2 separate regions of the Homo sapiens genome follow, and region 2 is linked to region 1. Evidence: read pairs that join two places in POLR2A ChIA-PET (ENCODE). Cell type or tissue: B cell. All regions are shown on one strand. Region 1 has its middle 11 kb from the start of SNAI1. Region 2 overlaps B4GALT5 (beta-1,4-galactosyltransferase 5).

Evidence for each region. Peaks named below come from ENCODE experiments on the same cell type or tissue, not always from the same donor. Only the 100,000 strongest peaks of a DNase experiment are listed, where the experiment ranks them.
Region 2: POLR2A ChIA-PET joins it to region 1 with 5 read pairs; 3 of 35 experiments call an interaction of 5 or more read pairs at or near these places.

The regions. Positions count from the first base shown.
Region 1 is chr20:49,992,266-49,994,765 of GRCh38, reverse strand. No RefSeq gene overlaps it. Among named protein-coding and RNA genes, the nearest start is that of SNAI1, 11 kb to the right of the region's middle. In B cell, no CTCF peak of the experiment used is centred here; a DNase peak (open chromatin) is centred at 1,175.
Region 2 is chr20:49,657,938-49,660,437 of GRCh38, reverse strand. All of the region lies in intron 1 of B4GALT5 (beta-1,4-galactosyltransferase 5), which reads left to right. Among named protein-coding and RNA genes, the nearest start is that of B4GALT5, 55 kb to the left of the region's middle. In B cell, no CTCF peak of the experiment used is centred here; no DNase peak of the experiment used is centred here.

The sequences.
Region 1 (2,500 bases):
GGCTCATGACTGTAATCCCGGCACTTTGGGAAGCTGAGGTGGGAGGATAGGTTGAGTCCAGGAGTTCAAGACCAGCCTGGGCAGCATGACGAAACTACATCTCTGCAAAAAACACAAAAATTAGGCAGGTATGATGGTGTGTGTGTTTAGTCACAGCTACTCAGGAGGCTGAGCTGGGAGAATCTCTTGAGCCCAGGAGGTTGAGCCTGTAGTGAGCCGAGATTGAGCCACTGCACTCCAGCCTGGGTGACACTCTGTCTCAAAAAAAAAAAAAAAAAAAAGGAAAAACGAAAAAAATAAACAGTTTGAAAGCAAAGAAGAACAAGGACAGTCCTGATCCCTGTCTACCAGGAGACCCTCATCCCAGCTCAGAGGATACCCATAAGTAGCCAACAGGTCACTAATGCAGCCCAGATGTGCCCAGAGATGGCCTTGGCCCCAGACCTGCCTGCCTTGACACTTGCATGGAGACTGGCTTTATAGCCAGTTTATTTCCTGGACTCGTTTTAAAGAAAATCCCCGGGGAGGATCTAATGGCCTGGCCAGATCCTGCTGCTCCTGGCCCCATTTCTCCCAACCCACAGCTCTAAGCCGCTGCCCCGACAGAGGGGAAGTCCTGCAGGAGAAAGCCAGCCAGTAAAGTAGAAGGAATGATGGGGTTAGAAAATCACCGTTTGGGCCGGGCGCAGTGGCACACGCCTGTAATCCCAGCACTTTGGGAGGCCGAGGCGGGCGGATCCCAAGGTCAGGAGATCGAGACCATCTTGGCTAACACGGTGAAACCCCGTCTCTACTAAAACTACAAAAAATTAGCTGGGTGTGGTGGAGGGTGCCTGTGGTCCCAGCTACTCGGGAGGCTGAGGCAGGAGAATGGCGTGAACCCAGGAGGCAGAGCTTGCAGTGAGCCAAGATCGTGCCACTGCACTCCAGCCTGGGCGACAGAGCAAGACTCTGTCTCAAAAAAAAAAAAAAAAAAAGAAAGGAAATCATCATTTGGTAACTACCATCGTAAAATGTAATTGATTTAGGCAAAAAGAACCTGAAAGGGATGAAACTTGTGGATGGAAGTTTGAGGCATCATAGGATCACATGGTCCTTTCCGTATCTTGTGAGGAGATACTCGGAGGCATCACATGGTCTTCAAGTATCTCTTCACAAGATACAGATTGAGCGCAAAGGGAAAAAGAGGAACTTCAGCAAGGAGGGACCTAGTGGGCCCCACCTTAACCAAGCAGTCAAAGTTGATGTCAGTCTGGGATGAGCCGACCTCATGTGCTTCATGACACCTTGCACCAAACAAGACACATGCTGCTTCTGTGGTTCTGCCCAAAGTGCGTATCCCAAATGTAATTATGAGGAAACATCAGGAAAAAAACTGGAGGGCATTCAACAAAACAACTGGCCTGTACTCTTCAAAAAACGTCAATGTTGTGAAAGACAAAGAAAGGCTGAGGAGCTGCCTTGGGAAAAAAGAGATTAAGTGAGCGGTGGCTCACGCCTGTTAATCCCAGCACTTTGGGAGGCCGAGGCGGGTGGATCACCTGAGGTTGGGAGTTCGAGACCAGCCTGACTAACATGGAGAAACCCCATCTCTACTAAAAATACAAAATTAGCCGGGCGTGGTGGCTCATGCCTGTAATCCCAGCTACTCAGGAGGCTGAGGCAGGAGAATCACTTGAACCCGGGAGGTGGAGGGTGCAGTGAGCCGAGATCATGCCATTGCACTCCAGCCTGGGCAACAAGAGAGAAACTCTGTCTCAAAAAAAAAAAAAAAAAAAAAAAAAAAGAGTCAGGACAAGTAGCTGGGCATGTCTGTAATCCCAGCACTTTGGGAGGCTGAGGCGGGCAGATTGCTTGAACCCACAAGAGTTCGAGACCAGCCTGGGCAACAGAGTGAGACCTTGTCTCTGTTAGAAAAAAAATTTTAAATAAATAAATAAAAGAGTGAGGACAAGTGAATGCAGTGTGTGATCCTTGCATTGCATCCTGGTCATTCCCCACCAGCTACACCCCCCAAAATGCTGTGAAAGACATCATTGGGGCACTTGCAGAAATGTGATTATGACTATGGATTACAGAGTAGCATTGCACCAATGTTAAATTTCCTAATTTTGATCATGAAACTATGGGAGAATGTCCTTATCCTTAGGACACATAGCTTAAATATTTAGCAGTAAAGGGGCACTGTGTCTATAACTTACTCTCATATGGTTCAGGCCGGGCGCCGTGGCTCACACCTGTAATCCCGGCACTTTGGGAGGCTGAGGCGGGCAGATCACTTGAGGCCATAAGTTCGAGACCAGCCTGGCCAATATGGTGAAACCCCGTCTCTACTAAAAATACAAAAATTAGCCGAGCATGGTGGCACATGCCTGTAATTCCAGCCACTGGGGAGGCTGAGGCACAAGAATCGCTTCAACCCAGGAGGCAGATGTCGCAGTGAGCCGAGATCACGCCATTGCATCCCAGCCTGGGTGACACAGCGAGACTCCATCTGAAA
Region 2 (2,500 bases), 330 kb after region 1:
CCCAAAGTAAGTTCTGCAGAGACTCACTTGATGTTCTGGTTTGGGAAATGGCAGGCTAAATAACTAAACATCTCTCTTCTGGGAATTTCTGGGCCTTGAGTTATTGTGCATTGTGAATCTCCAAAAAGGGGCTTGCTTTTACAGATCTTTGGTAACAGGTGGAACAGGGCTGCTGGTGGTTTGTGTGTTTCTAGGCTCATCCTATTGCATCTGGACAACTCCGTTAGTGTGGTCACAACTCTTTGTCAAGTGTAGACAACTGGGCCAGTATGCAGAGAGCGCAGCCTGGATGGGGAGTGAGGTTGTGATGATGAAGTTGTGATGATGAAGATGTGAAGTTGTGTGAAGTTGTGATATGGGAGGGGCACACATAGAAGGGGCCTGAGTGGGAGAGGGTGTCTGGGGAAGGTTGAGAGAGAACCAGTGGGCAAAAGTGACTGGGCCAGCCTGGCCAACATGCTGAAACCCCGTCTCTATGAAAAATACAAAAATTAGCCAGGCATGGTGGCATGCACCTGTAGTAGTCCCAGCTACTTGGGAGGCTGAGGTATGAGAATCACTTGAACCCGGGAGGTGGAGGTGCAGTGAGCCAAGACTGAGACTCTGTCTCAAAAAAAAAAAAGAAAAAAAGAAAAAACAAGTGACTGGGAAACATTTTGTACCCAACCAAAGTAGGTTTTCTTTGCTGATGGCCATATTTTCCCTGTTGACTCTGTGTTCTTGGAGGTCATAGTTCCCCAGTAGTGGGAAGCATTCGATGATATTGGTGAGTGTTCCTTAAAATGCCATCCAATCCCAAGTTGTGGATTTGTGATTATTTCCTTTTGTTTGGCAATCTTTACTCCCTCAGTTTTTATTTTTTTAGCATTGTGCTAGTTCCTTTCGATAATTAGAAAAAAAAATACTATGTGGTTTACGTTAATTTATTAGTTGAATGACGAGACTAACACGAGACAGTTGTTAGTGAATTAAGTCAACATGGAAACAAATCCAAGTTTTGATAGTCTGTAATAGACCATCACAGAAACTGGAGAAGGGGGGAGACTGACACGGTACTGAAAGCTTCCTCAAGAGGTCTGTGAACTGGGGTTTGAAGGATTAATGGGATTTGCACGGCAGAAAGAATAGACTCCTTGCTGTAGCAGCAGCTCAGGGATAAAGGCAAGAGACGTAAAAGACTTTTGAGCAGTAACAGTGTGGATAAATCTGTAATTAAGAAAGGTCAAGAAAGATCCATCTGGCAGCTTTGTGCAGGAGATGAAGATGTGAGAGCTATCTCCTTAAGAGTAAGCATTTAAGCCATGTGGGTGCTTGAAATCTTTCAGAGAGAGGTTGTGGCTAGAACATGGATGAGTGAGGTATAAAAGCTTAGTGGTTAAGAGCACAGACACACCTGGTTCAAATTCTAGTGCTCTCAGTTGACCTTTGTGAAGATACTTGGAGAAACTGAAGCCTAGAAGTTGTTTGTAAATTGGATAGTATTACTTGCCTCTTAGGATAATTATGAGGATTAAATGCAGTAAGGAATTATGTAATTAAGTACTCAATAAATGTTGCTTATATTTATTATGTGGCCAGAGTTCCCTAGAGCAGTGGTTATAGAAGTGTGGTCCTTAGTCCAGCACCATTTATCACCTGCGAGCTTGTTACAAGTGCACATTCATGGGCCCCACTCAGACCAGATGCATCAGTCTGGGTAGTGGGACCTAGGAAACAGGCTTCTTAAAAGCACTCTGGGGGATGGGTGGGAAACATTAGAGAATGACTGCCCTAGAGGAATCCTCCAGTTGGGATGCAAAGCTAAGAAAGGGAGAGTGTTTAAAGGAGGGGCTAAGCAACTGTGTCCTTTGCAGTGCAGAGGAAAGGAGGTAGTGAGTTCTTGGCGGCACCTTACTATAAGCTTTACACAAGATTTTCAATAAATACAATAAAAGCTTTACACAAAATTTTCAATAAGACAACTGGTTTAGTAATATGTTGGGATGAAAGGAAGATTTCAGGGCAGTGGGAACATACTGCACAGCCCAAATGATTAAAAACAACAACAACAACACAGGACTGAATTAGAAATGTGATATTAGATGAAGTTTAAGTCTTAGGTTTAACAAGTATTTGTGGACTGCCCCCCTACTGTGACTGGCAGTGTCCTATCTGCTGGAAATAGAGAATGAGGTGTTACTCCTGCTTTCAGAGACTTCACACAGTTATACTTTTTTTTAATAATTGGAAGCTGTCTTTTTTCCTTAAAATCTTTCCTAGCTACTAGAGAATAAACACAATATCTGATCTATTCTCCGACGGTGCCAGAAGTTAAGCATAGGGCTGTCTCCCAATCAATGCAAGGCCGCATTTGAAACTGCTCCCTCATTTCGGAAAGCATTCTGAACACTGGTCCTTTTTGCTTATTATTTTATGGCTTGGGATATACCTTAAGAGATGATTTGAAATCTTTCGAAAGATTTCAATGTCCCTGTTTAATGTTGGCCACGTGGGGTTTTTG